2 separate regions of the Homo sapiens genome follow, and region 2 is linked to region 1. A link is a contact called in ENCODE Hi-C or POLR2A ChIA-PET data. All regions are on one chromosome and are shown on one strand. The core of a region is the stretch at or near the end of the contact, and the rest is flanking DNA. Distances in the headings are between cores, read along the strand shown.

What was found. A loop is a pair of places that touch in the nucleus more often than their neighbours do. ChIA-PET counts read pairs that join two places held with the same protein, here RNA polymerase II (POLR2A). Pooled maps may share reads with other maps.
Region 2: a map of endothelial cell of umbilical vein shows a loop between it and region 1 (4-fold over the local background). The contact joins the enhancer-like site here to the promoter of NDP in region 1. A Hi-C loop is called at or near these places in 29 of 168 maps with a recorded cell type or tissue (CD14-positive monocyte, Caco-2, Calu3 and 15 more) and 13 of 50 pooled maps. POLR2A ChIA-PET finds 5 or more read pairs at or near these places in 1 of 52 experiments (BJ).

Annotation. Positions count from the first base shown.
Region 1 is chrX:43,968,397-43,975,389 of GRCh38, reverse strand. NDP (norrin cystine knot growth factor NDP) reads left to right here and starts at 2,000. Exons shown (of 3, transcript NM_000266.4): 1 at 2,000-2,086. It overlaps NDP-AS1 (NDP antisense RNA 1), which reads right to left. Exons shown (of 6, transcript NR_046631.1): 5 at 5,770-5,930; 6 at 3,838-3,945.
Region 2 is chrX:44,007,431-44,014,520 of GRCh38, reverse strand. No RefSeq gene overlaps it. Among named protein-coding and RNA genes, the nearest start is that of NDP, 38 kb to the right of the region's middle. Within about 2 kb of position 1,635, at least 4 of the 41 ENCODE cell types and tissues checked have a DNase peak (open chromatin) inside an H3K27ac peak, as active enhancers do; they include CD14-positive monocyte and endothelial cell of umbilical vein, where a contact is called at or near this core.

The DNA of each region.
Region 1 (6,993 bases), core at 751-3,250:
GGGGCAGCAGATGGTATTCTTCGCCACTCCTGACAAAATAACGGCTGGAAGAAGCAGTAGGACTCCATCTGGGAGAGATCTTGTCTTCTGTGGCCAAGCAGTCAATGTGTTTGCAATCTTTACACTTTCTGTGGTGCTCTTTCAGAAGGGCAGATTGTAGAATGCTGGAAAATTCTGCCCAGGAACTGGGCAGAATTCATGCAACCCTGACAACCTGAAGGCGAAAGATGGCAGGGTGGAGTGGCGAGCATATGTTGAGAAAGCCACAGATTATTTCTTGGGAGAAATGAGAAGGTGGACGGATGTCAAGTTCTGATATTTGAAAATGTTGGTGGCCAAAGAGTTTATTCCCCCTCCCAATCTGACCCACAAAATTAGGCCAGAAAATGTATTCCTGACTGTTTCCATGGCTCTTACTCAGCTACAAGTCATTTCCCCTTTCAGATTATTTCCAGTTTTAAGGCCCAATTTCCATTTGCTTTTTGATCTTCTGCTTTTAAGATATTTAGCCAATATCATCATCAGCCAAGTGCCAGGTTTTTTTTCAAGGCTTTGAATTTGTCATTTATCCATGATCTTCGCAGGTGGATTCTGTTTGTGACTGGCTGGTCCAAGGTAGACAGGGTATTTTTTTTTCCAAGTGGAGCATAAGAAAAGGGATTTCTGGCAATAAAACTGAAAGTTTTAAGACACCTCTTGCAAATATCAGTGACTGGAGTAAAGGTCCCATGGAAAAGTAATAAGGTGAATGTAAATTTATTAATGAATAACAAATAGTTTGATACAGAGTTGAACAAGACAGTTTCAGCATCAACAATTACATGAAGCTCCCAAGAAAAATTTCTTTTTGAGTTTTATAATGTATTATTTTTTCCACGAAATATATATATTTTAAATTCTCAGTTTAATTCTTCATCAGTAGTATTAATAAAACAAATTATTCTGGGTCTGATTTACCTGACATAAAATAATTATTAAATGTTCTTTGTATTTTCCTCCAAAATCCCTGACGGTTTTCTGTGTTAATTTTAAGCTTTCAAAGGGCAAGAATTATGAAATATTTGCCTTTGTAGTCCCACAGCTCATAACACAGCATGATTCAGCTGCAGGTATTTAACCCACACACATAGTTACCTTTGTCACTTTTCTACTAGTTGTTGTGTAATGGGTTAGCTTTATCTATTAGTTTCTCCTTCATATAGCTCAAGGAGTCAAGGAATACACGTTCTCATTGTTTCTAAATCAGACCTAAAGTTTTATTCTAAATGATGCAGATGAAGGGGCTTATTAAAGTGCCATTGTGAATTTAATCATGTATATGCTGCTAAAAATCATTTAATGGATGAACAACCCGGAAAAAAAGAACTCTCACCACCCACACACATCGTGATAAAATAGGGCAGCGTTTTGCACTTGCTTTAACAGCATCGCCTGAGAAAAAAATTTCTGGTTCCCATCTTTCCCCTCTCTTACTTAAAATTTCAACTTCATCACAGTCAGCTGCCGAATCGTTCAACAGAATGCCACACTGCCTTTGTATTTCCAAAACTATACGTCTCTATTGCGGACGGCACATCTTTATGGCAGCCACATGCTTGAAAAAGAATTAAATTCAGAATATTCATTTGGCCTCTTATTAGTTCCATAATACCATTAAAAAAGAAAGAAAGAAAGAAACTTCCTCGCCCTTGTTCTGCTACGCTGTTCCCATCGTAAGATGCTCCGTGGAAGGGAGCCGAGCGGTGGGCAGAGGCTGAGTCCCCGATAACGAGCGCCTCACATTTCCGTGGCATTCCCATTTGCTAGTGCGCTGCTGCGGCCGCACGCCTGATTGATATATGACTGCAATGGCACTTTTCCATTTGACATTCTCTCTCTCTCTCTCCCTCTCTCTCTCTCCCTCTCTCTCTCCCTCTCTCTCTCTCCCTGTGTCGCTTAAACAACAGTCCTAACTTTTGTGTGTTGCAAATATAAAAGGCAAGCCATGTGACAGAGGGACAGAAGAACAAAAGCATTTGGAAGTAACAGGACCTCTTTCTAGCTCTCAGAAAAGTCTGAGAAGAAAGGAGCCCTGCGTTCCCCTAAGGTAAGCAGGAAAACAAGCGCTGCCGGCTTGCCTAGGAAATCGCTTCTTTCCAAACCGAGCATTTCATCCTCCTCTCAGACAAAGAGACAACCTTTAAATACCACTTAAATTTGCATTACTTTAATTTGCATTAATCTGTAGCATGCTAGCATTGTGTTTCTTAAATGAACGGGTCTTTGAAGTCTGTGACAGAGCAGGGAGCCTCCTAGAAAAGCTTGAAAATATCTTTTGGTTTGACTTAAAGAGATTTTTCTTTTCAAACTCTCTGCGTAGTTAGATGTAACTTTGTGATGGTTCTTATAGTTGACCCCGTGAAAGGGGGCTGCGAAGCAGCAACTTGCCAACATGGATTCATGGAGCCCAGTATCTTCCCCAGCACCCTCATCCCACTTACAATGGGGGCACTATTAACGCAGGCAAGACTGCGAGTTTAAAAGCGCACTGTTTACTTTTATTACTACTTATGTATGCTGCTGATCTCCTGCCAGGGCTCTGCCGGAGTGCTCAGAATGACTTCAAACAATAGGCAACATTTATTTCTAGCTTTCTGTGTCACGCTTTGCAGGAATCCTGCTCCCTTGCACTCTTCTTTCAGCGTGCAGGTCTTCGCTTCCATAGATGCATTGGGGAGCACCGGGAGGAGATGAGGATGGATTTACTGTATGATTTTGATTGGGCAAAAAGTCCGAGGAAATGCATGCTGTTTGCCTTGGACTTATTGCAGGGGGTTATTTTTAGTCATCAGCTCGTCCCTGCAGCATGATGTTCAAGGAGTGACCGGGAAAGGATGCTCCCACCAGCACAGAGACCAGGACCTGTAGGAATGACTCCTACCTGCGGGATATTCCGAGGTTTCTTTCAAACTTTGGAATACAAGTTCTCTCTTTAAATGAACAATTGAGCTGTAGGAGGCCTGGGCATAACTCTTTCTTGGGGGACGGGAAGTTTGATTGTGTACAGAATGTTAATGACTCAGAACGCCCAGTAACTGAGGCTCATTGTAATAGACAAACCCAGATAAGCCTCCATGAGAGGCAGACTCCCATCTTTACTGAGATTCAGGTGCGGGAAAGGAAGCTATTTGGCAAGATGGGAGTCCCTTGTACAGTTCTTTGTAACTCATTAATAACAGATATGGCTGCTGTGAAACATGTCTCTTTTCATTTCTAATATTAGTGTATTTTAATTACAAGGAGCTGGCATTGGCAAATTACCCCAACACATAAGATTAAATACCAGGTGCATTTGAAAACAGAGAGATGACTGAAATGGGGAGTTGCTGTGGGTGTCAACCAAATACAGCGGGGACGGCACAATGCTTCTCAACTGAGCGTTTAAACCAGATGCAAATATCTGCTCATTTTCTTCTCATCAGTCTTACTAATTCAAGGAAACTTTATGGTCCTGTTTGCCAGTTTTCATTGCAAATTGGTACACAGTTTATGCAAAACTTTTCTGATTTTCTCTGATAACCAGCCCAATAAGCATCGCTGAATGAAAATCTGATATTTGAATAGGTTAATTTACAACTTTGGGGTATTCATTAGTCAAGAAAGCCATAAAAGACACTATGGATTCCATTGCTGTAAAATTTTATTGTAATTTTTTTTTAAAAAAACTGCGGTTAGCAAAGCATTTAGCTGAATCAAAACAATTTTCTTAGACTATTATTCAGATCATTACATGAGAGTATTTGAACACAAAATGCAATGTTTTGCATCATTTATTTTAAAATACATTTGGTTCAGGTAACGGGAGAACTGGCTGAGGCCTTCTTACGACTGTGTACCAAGCAGCTGACACCCACAGATGGAAATGTGCCTGTGGAGTTTTCAATCTTAATTCGAGTTCCAATGACACTGTCAAGGGAAAAATAAATCATTTTTCAATACATTTAACAATTTCCAACTCATTTATTTTCCTGGGCCCTTGAAAAATGTGGTGAGTTTCTTGGAATTATAGCCACCAATGGTGGCCAGCAATCTTTATTTTAAGAACTCACAATTCAAGTACTATTATTCTCTGGTTAATTATTTATTTCATCAATTTTTAAATAAATATTTATTAAGCATTTTCTAGATGCCCAGTGCTATGCTAGTCCCGATGGATGCAAAGGTGAATGAGACATTGTCCCATACTCTAATTCTCAGTCCATATGCCATCTCTAGTTAGATTTTGGAACTGAAATGGGCATTGCCAATGGGTAAAGTGGGCAATAACTTTCCTGTTATAAAGAATTATTTAAAACAGCTACTGGTTTCTAGATTTACTTGAAATGATTCTCACTCATCAGTGGGTTTTCTTTCCATTTATGATTAAGGGATTCCCCTTTGGCCTTTTTCACCAGATCCTGGGTACACGTCATTTGCACAGCTAACACGGCTAGATCTTTCCAGCCTGGGTAGAAGAATCCCGGAAAAAGACAGTAGTTTATCCTTTCTCTGCTCTCCTGAGCACCCTGTGGAAAGGACCATATGCTGTCTCTATTGGGGATGGGTGTGAGTCGCCTACTCAGTAGCTAACATCAGGGCCACTTGATGAATCATCGAATTAGAAACATGCATATGGAGGAAGATGCAGTCACTATCCCTCACCACTTACTTGTCCCACCCCCAGTATCAAAACAAATGACCTCTGGGCCTGGCCTAAATTCAAGAGGCCCCTGGGAAGAAGCTGTTGGAAACTCTTCCCCAAACCCAGGTCTCCATCATAGCCACACAGTGTTGCTTTCAAATAACCCAGTATGGTGTTTTATCACGTGTTTAGGTTACTGGGGGAAAAAAAAAACCCTGAAAACAGCATCACCAGGGTCCTTGACTTGGTCCTTATCAGCAGATAATCCCCCGTGGTTGGATTAAAATGCCTCTGACTCCCTGGGGTGCCTGACTCACCCTAGCCAGCCCTCAGCTTCTTGGCCAGCGGCCTTCGAGCCCATCCTCACCTCTTCCCATGACGGCCAGTGACTGCTTCTTTGCCCAGGCCCTCTGCACTAGGCCAGCAGCCAGTGGGAGCAGAGGGGATGGGAAGGCAGGTGGACAGACTGTGAAGTGCTAAGGCAGAGCGGGGAAGCAGGGCTGTGAGACAGGGTGGGTGAGCTCCAGGGCCTGGGTTGCTGTGGCCTGCCCTGGCTGTGATCAGCTGTCATTTCCTCTTTGTGTATGACACTGTGGAACATATTAAAATTTCTCTGGGATGGTATGTTTGGAATTCCTCTGATGCCCCACCTCACCAACTTACCCGGACAATAAAAGCAAGGTTGTAAGCCTTTGAACAGCTGGCTGGCTATATATTTCCCTTCTTTCTTTCGCATAATCTAATTCAGAAAAGAATCCAGCTAGACTGGCAGTGCCATGTCTGGGTACTTGTTTCCTGCAAGTCCTTCCTCCTCCACCTCCTCCCGCCAGTCCTGGAATCTTCCTGGGTGGCATGTGGCTTTTCTTTTCTTTTGCTCACCACTGCTCCCAGCCCGCCCCCTTTTCCCTTCGCCTGAGCTCCTTCCTTTGTCAGCTGGCTCTTTGCTCTGCCTGTTTTCCAGACAGCTTGGGTCCTGTTCCATCCGGGGAGAACAGCCCATGGGATCTCCCCATCTCCATAGTATTCCCAGGATGTCATTCTTGGCACCAGCTCTGCCGGGCTGATAGGACTGGGGGGCTTTTTGTAGTCCCGAGCCTGAATCCACTCACAGAGAGGAGCAGCCACATGGCTTAGCTGCCCTTTGGGCTGCCGAGAGCGGGGCTGGAGTGACCGGGTTGGCAGGAACGAGCATACCATCACAGTGACCCGAACATCTCCGGCAAAGGCCTTGGGGTGGGAGCGCTATGGGAATGCCTGGATGCACTTCGGCCTACATTAAGAGAAATGTGGTTATTCTCTGTTTCGGGGGAGAGACAAGCGGCTTGAAACAAAGCCCTCTGGATCCTTGGCCCCTTCCCTGCCCCCTTTCCCGGTCTGTCCTTCCCACATCCCTCCCTCCCCAAACAGAAAGAAAGAGAGACAGGACTTCTAATTTGGCCAGCACAGACCCGAATGTCTTTATGAAACCCATTTAGTGAAAGAAAGAGGGGAGAAATATATTCTGGGTTGATCCGAACTAAAAAATGCATGGGGCTTTGGAGATGGGGCGGGATTTTTTCTTTCTTTCTTTCTGTCTCTTAAGAGCAGAACAACAGTTTCGTTGATGAGTTGCAAATGGAAGGAAGTGGACCTCTCAATTAGAGATTCCCATTTAAGAGCCTCAATGTAAACCTCCCTGTGACATCCTTAAAAGATGCTGCTAATGTCCCTGGGACCAAAAGGTATTAAACAGCAAGCCACCAGGCGGCTTCCTATTCCTTTTCTTTTTCTGGGGGCTTTGGTCGTCTTTTTCAAATTAGCTAAAATTCATTAAAGGACCCAAAAGGAAAAATTTAAAGCAGCTGAATTAAAATGAGTCTTTCCCTGTTAGCCTGACAAGAAGAAAAAAAGAAAGGAAGAAAGGGAAAGAAAGAGAAGAAAGAACCAATTCCCCTCCACTACCACTTCTTGGGTTTTAATATGAATTATTCCATACAAGTCCCTAGGCTAGAGGATCTATTTAAAGACGCCTGGCAGCATGAAGGGAGAGGGTAAAAATACAACCACTCTTTTGTCCATCAAAGGTTTTCTTTGGGAGGACATTAAGAGCATTCCTGTTTTCTTGTCTGCCCCTGCCAGTGGCAATGTTCCAGCTGGTAGTATCCACTCCTCGCCCATCAGGTCAGCAATCATGAACTTCTGTGTTTAATTTCAGGAGAAAACAAAGGGTGGGAAATCCTTCCGAAACCCCTATGTGTGTGCAGCAGGGCAGGGGAGGCTGGAACTGGAATCAGTACTCTCTTGGCTGTGCAGGTTGCATGCTGCAAATTCACACACCCACACAGTTGAGTTGT
Region 2 (7,090 bases), core at 386-2,885, 39 kb before region 1:
CATTATCCCCCTCAGTCCACCCTACTATTCTTTGGTAGGTACAGTGGACATTTTCTCAATTTACTGTGAAGTGCTATGCAGTTTTACTCTACCTGTAGTAGTTTATTTTCACACTGCTATGAAGATGATACTACCTGAGAATGGGTAATTTATAAAAGAAAGAGACTTAATTGACTCACAGTTCTGCATGGCTGGGGAGGCCACAGGAAACTTACAATCATGTCAGAAGGCAAAGGAGAAGCAAGGCACCTTCTTCACAAGGTGGTGGGAGAGAGACAAAGCACAGGGGAAACTGCCACTTTTAAACCACCAGATCTCATGAGAACTTCCTCACTATCAAGAGAACAGCATGAGAGAAACCATCCCATGATCCAATCACCTCCCATCTCCCTCGACATGATGGGGATTACAATTTGAGATGAGATGAGATTTGGGTGGGGACACAGAGCCAAGCCATATCACCTCCTCCCATATTTCTCTGAAGATGGTTGTAGGTGTGTGGTCTTATTTCTGAGTTTTCTATTCTGATCCATTGGTCTATATGTCTGTTCTTGTACCAGTACCATGCTGCTTTGGATACTGTAGCCTTTTAGTATAGTTTGAAGTCAAAAAAGCCCAACTCTTATCTAAAGAACATATTGATACTGAGTATGGAATCATCTATAAGGTTGAATATATCCATTCATTTTCTTTTTCTGGGTCAGTGAAAGTACACTATTAACATCCTTGAAAATTTTGGGTCCTGAAACCCATTTTTTCCATCCTATTTGGGATCCCAACATAGGATAATTCTTCTAAATTAATTCAATGGGAATTGATGGTTGTTTGGCTCATGGAAAAAGTTAGTTCAATCTGGGAATCATAAAAATGATTCATACATTTCTTAAACATTTAAGTTTAACTCAAAATATATAAATTTGCATTAATCTCCCAATCCTTTGATGAAGGGCCAAGGCTTTTTCTTGAGTATATTTTTCTTGAATGTATTTTACAGATGAAACAGAGAACAGTGCTTAATCTGGCCAATCTGTTAAGGAGTGATTGGTCAAGAGAACTTTTACCACATGATGCTTGATATTAAATGATTGTAATTATTAAGGATATTAGCTACCTCCATCAGTGGACAGCAATAATTGATGTTAACTCTCTAGCAATGGAACATTCTTCTATATTAGTTGGTCTTATCTTGGTTCACGGATTTTGTTGAAAATCTGATATGTTATAGACCTTCTTATCAGAAAGATGTATACTCACATGCATACATACAAAATTGTAGGGTTTTTTTTATCCCTGAATTTCATTTGTAGATTATTTATTCACAAACTCCGTGTTACAGTATTAAAACACACAGAGTAAAATGTAAATAGGCAGTACACTGGCTTGTCATTTTCTAATCAAGAAAATAAAGCATGTAGTATATTTATCTGATAAAATTGATTAATCTTAAATGCCACTGTCTGGTTCTTGGGAAAAGAAACACCCACAAAGACACACCCACATTTGCTCAGTTCCCTTCAGAGAATGGCAAAAATCATGTCAGTCTGATTCATCTTTCAGGAAGGAAGAGGGAAGTACAGTGTAAAACCGCAACCCAGGCCACAGTGAGGACTTGGTCCCAGAGTGCAGCAGAGGTTGGGGCCGTTCAAGGGCAGAGTAGTGGCTGTTAGTTGAGTAAGGACTGTGTCACCAACCCCCAGATGGGCACAGCTTACTGGTGCCTTGGCAACCATCCATGCCAACTCATTCCATTACTCAGTCCCATCAGATGTAAATTTTTACGGAGTTACAAGCAAGAGACCATTCTCTCATATCTACTTTCAACTCTAGGAGGAGCAAGAATTGCTTTCCTGGCCTTGATTAGCACTCAGGTGGTTGGCGCCAAGAGCCTTCCTCCCTCATCCTGAAGAAGATAAAACTTGAACTCATCATGGTTAGTGCCTACAAGTTGGTGATAAAAGCTGGGTGGGAATCCAGCCCTTCTACTTTTCTTCCCATGATCTTGCTACTAAATCCCACTGCTTCAGGCCATGATGATGCATTTGCAGTTTGGCTAATTATAGTAAAATGACTTGAATATAAAAACATTTCAAGGACATTCTCATTCTTCTCTTACTGATTCTCCTCACTCGTTCCTCTGTTCAGAAACAGCTTTGAAGCCCCAGACTTAACTTCCAAAATTAATGATATTAATGCTTCTGTTTCCCAGGTTTGACAAAACATTCTGAGTGAGGTTGTTTCATTTCTTAAGAGCGGCTACTAACTTTGCACAGAGTGCCGTAAACCCAAAGTCAAGTGGTTAGAACTTGCAATCAAGTACAAGGCAGCTTAAAAAGGTTGCTAAAGATCACCTCTTCATTTCGCTGTCTTTTAATTAAGCACATTGAACAGTGACTCATTCATTTATAGAATAACTTAAAATTGAATAGGTGATTATGTACAAATTAAGGTGACAATTGGTAGGAAGCTTGGTTCTCAAGTACCAGTCCTTGAGCTGAATAATGACCTGACTTGGGAGTAGGAGTGGAGGAAAGCCAGGAGGAGAAGAAAAGATTTTTATCTGTGCTTTTGGCCACAATGGAAGTAAAATAAAAATGGGGATTGTGGTAGGCAAAATAATGCCCCCTCCAAGATGTCCATGTCTTATTCCTTGGAAACTGTGAATACGTTATGTTACATGGCAAAGGGGAATGAAGGTTGCAGATGGAATGAAAGTTGTTAATCAGTTGATCTAAAGATTTGGAGATGGTCTTGGATTATGTGGTCAGCCCTATGTGATTACAACGGCCCTTAAAAGTGGAAGGAGGCAGAAGGAGGAAGTCAGAGGCAGATGTGACTCTGGAAGGGGTCAGAGTGAAGTGATGTGAGAAATACAGGACCTGCTGTTGCTGGCTTTGAAGATGGAGAAAGGTTTCGTGACCAAGGAATGCAGATGCCTCTACAAGGTGGAAAAGGCAAGGGAAATATTCTCTTCTACAATATCCAGAAGAAATGCAGGCCTGTATATACCTTGATTTTAGCCCAGTGAGACCTGTGTCAGACTTCTAACTTACAAAACTGTAAGATAATACATTGGTGTTCTTTTAAGCCACTAGGTTTGTGATCATCTGTAATAGTAAATAGAAAAGGAATGCCTAGAGTGATGAAAGTAAGGACTAAGGAGATGGTCCTATTTTAGGTCTGTTTCAGGCGGGCTGTTGCCAGCAAGTTAGCTGAGGAAGATAGATACATCAAGAGTTGAAGACACACTGGAGAAGGTGAATATGAAGCAAGGAAGCTGGAAGCTGAGACTCAGGAGGAGCTTTGGAGAGGGGACAAAACCTAAAGATTCAAGGACCCTAATCACAAGTGACCTCAAATTACCAGAGGACAGCTAAACTGAGCTGTGGAAACCAGCAGATGTGATGACTTTCTGTGTTGCTAATTTCTTTGTCTCTCTTTCACAAAGAACCAACACATACAATAGAAATAGTCCTGAACTTAATATTTTCTTTCCAAAGAATCACACATGACAAAAAACAAGATACTTTTACAAGCAAAAAAAAAACCATGAATCAACATAAATGAGGAATATCAGTTAAACAATGTGGAAGATATGGGTAGTTGTACCCCCATGTTTGCTTTTCTCTTCTTCCATCCTAAAGGAATTTTTCGGCTGGTAAGGGCTACCCAGCCTCATTTGCTTAGAGGTATGACCGTATGACTAAGTCCAAGTCAATGGCATGTGAATTGGACTAATATGTAGAAACTTTTAAAGGGAAGATGTTTACCTATTCCATTTCCTCCTTTCCACTGGCTGGAATGAGGATGGAGTGTGTGCTCTTTGCCCCTGCAATGAGGACACTACTCTGGGAATATACAAAATTAACTCAAGATGAATTAAAGAAAAAAATTAACTCAAGATGGATTAAATATTTAAATGTAAAACCTGAAGCTATAAAAACCTTGGAAAACAACCTAGGCAATATCATTCTGGACATAGGAATGGGCAAAGATTTCATGACAAAGATGCCAAAAGCAAAAATTGACAAATGGGATCTAATTAAACCAAAGAGCTTCTGCACAGCAAAAGAAACTATCAACAGAATAAACAGACAAGCTACAGAATGGGAGAAAATTTTTGCAAACCATTCATGTGACAAAGGTCTAATATCCAGTATTTATAAGGAACTTAAACAAATTTACAAGAAAAAAAAACCCCATTAAAGAGTGGGCAAAGTACATGAACAGACACTTTTCAAAAGAAGACATACATGCAGCCAACAATTATATGAAAAAAAAACTCAACATCACTGATCATTAGAGAAGTGTAAATCAAAACCACTATAAGATGCCATCTCACACCAGTCAGAATGGCTATTACTAAAAAGTCAAAAAATAACATGCTGGTGAGGTTGCAGAGAAAAAGGAACACTTTTATATTGTCAGTGGGAGTGTAAATTAATTCAACCATTGTGGAAGACGGTGCAGTGATTCCTCAAAGACCTAAACGTAGAAATACCATTGACCCAGCTATCCCATTACTGGATATATACTCAAAGGAATATAAATAATTCTATTATAAAGATACATGCATGTGTATATTGACTGCAGCACTGTTTATAATAGCAAAAACATGGAATCAACTTAAATGTCCATCAATGATAGACTGGATAAAGAAAATGTGGTACATATACGCCATGGAATACTGTGTAGCCATAAAAAAAAAAAAGAACAAGATCATGTCCTTTGCAGGAACATGGATGGAGCATGAGGCTATTATCTTTGGCAAATTAACGCAGGAAAAAAAAAATCAAACACCACATGTTCTCACTTATAAGTTGGAGCTAAATGATGAGAATGCATGGACACATAGAGAGGAACAATACACACTGGGGCCTATCAAAGGGTGGAGGTAGGGAGGAGAAAGAGGATAAAGAAAATAACTAATGGGCACTAGGTTTAATACCTTAGTGATGAAATAATCTGTACAACAAACCCCCATGACACAAGTTTACCTATATAAAAAACCTGCACATGTACCCTTGAACTTAAAAGTTAAATAAAAAAAGAAAAACCTCTTCTTTCTAATGTTACTATAATTTTTAATTGATAAATCATAATTATATACATTTAGGTGGGGTACAGTGTGATGTTTTGATATATGTATACAATGCGCAATGATTAAATAAAGCTAATTAACATGTTCATCACTTCGCTTACTTAACTTTTAAGGCTTTTATTATTTTATTTGTAATACACTTTTGTAACATATATGAACTTAAGTTCATTTAATATATTGCTGCATTCAGTCATTTATCTAAATTTAACTTTAGAAAACTGATTGACATAATGATAATTTGAATGTCTTTATTTTTTTCATTTGTTTTTTATTTTATTTATTATTATTATTTTTTGAGATGGAGCCTTGCTCTTGTCGCCCAGGTTGGAGTGCAGTGGCACCATCTCAGCTCACTGCAACCTCCGCCTCCCAGGTTCAAGCAATTCTCCTGTCTCAGCCTCTTGAGCAGCTGGGATTACAGGTGCCCACCACCATGCCTGGCTAATTTTTTTTTGTATTTTTGGTAGAGACGGGGTTTTGCCATGTTGGCCAGGCTGATCTTGAACTCCTGACCTCGTGATCCACCCTCCTCGGCCTCCCAAAGTGCTGGGATTACAGGCGTGAGCCACCGCGCCCGGTCTATTTTATTTATTATTATTATTTCGATAGTTTTTGGGGAAACAGGTGGTGTTTGGTTACATGGATAAGTTCTTTAGGTGGAATTTCTGATATTTATTGTGGTGATGTGAAATGTACTCTCTTAGTTATTTTGAAATATACAATACATTATTATTGACTATAGTTATCCTGCTGTGAGATAGATCTCAAAACTTAATCCTCGTTTCTAAATGAAACTTTGTACCCTTTGGCCAAAAACTACCCATTTCCCTCCCTCCCTCTTCTCCTCCTTCCCCTTGGCTTCTGATAACCACCATTCTACTCATTACTTCACTGAGTTAGACTTTTTTAGATTTCACATATGAGTAAGATCATGTGGTATTTGTCTTTCTGTGCCTGGCTTATTTCACTTAGCATAATGTCCTCCAGTTTCATCTACATTGTTGTAAATGAAATAATTTTCTTTCTTTATGGCTGGATAATATTCCATTGTGCATATATGCCACATTTTTTAAATCGCTTCATCCACTGATGGACACTTAGGTTGTTTCCATATCTTGGCTATTGTGAATAATGCTGCAATAAACATGGGGGTGCAGATTTCCCTTGGACATATCCATTTCAGTTCCTTTATATGTAACCAGAAGTGGGATTGCTGGATCATATGGTAGTTCTATTTTTTGTTTTATCAAGAACTTTGATACCATTTTCCGTAATGGTTGTATTAATTTACATTCTCACCACCAATGTGTAAGAGTTCTGTTTTCCCTGTATCCTCGCTAACACTTATCTTTCATATTTTTTATAATAGCCATTTTAACTGGTATGAGATGATATTGTGGTTTTAATTTGCATGCCCTAATGATTAGTGATGTTGAGCATTTTATCATAAACTCGTTAGCCACATGTAAGCCTTCTCTTGAAAAATATCTGTTCTTGTCTGGTCTGTCTTAGTCCATTTTGTGCTGCTATAACAGAATATCTGAGACTAGGTAATTTATAAAGAACATGCATTTATTAACTCAAGGTTCTGGAGGCTGGAAAGTTCAAGATCAAGGGGCTGCATCTGGTGAAGGCCTTCTTGTTGCATCATAACTTGGCAGAAGGCATCACATGGTGAGACAGAGAGCAAGAGAGGACTAAATTTGCTTTTATAACCAACCTATCTCAGGATAACAGCATTAATCCCTTTATTGGGGGCAGAGTCATCATGACCTAATCACCTCTTAAATGTCCTACCTCTCAACGCTGTTGCATTGGTGATTAAGTTCCAACATAAGAACTTTGGGGGACAAATTCAAACCATAGCAAGTCCTTTGTCCATTTAAAAAAAATCAGGTTATTTGTCTCTTGCCATTGAGCTGTATGAATGCTTTAGATATTTTGTATATTAACCCTTTACCAGATGGATGGTTTGCAAATATTTTCTCCCAC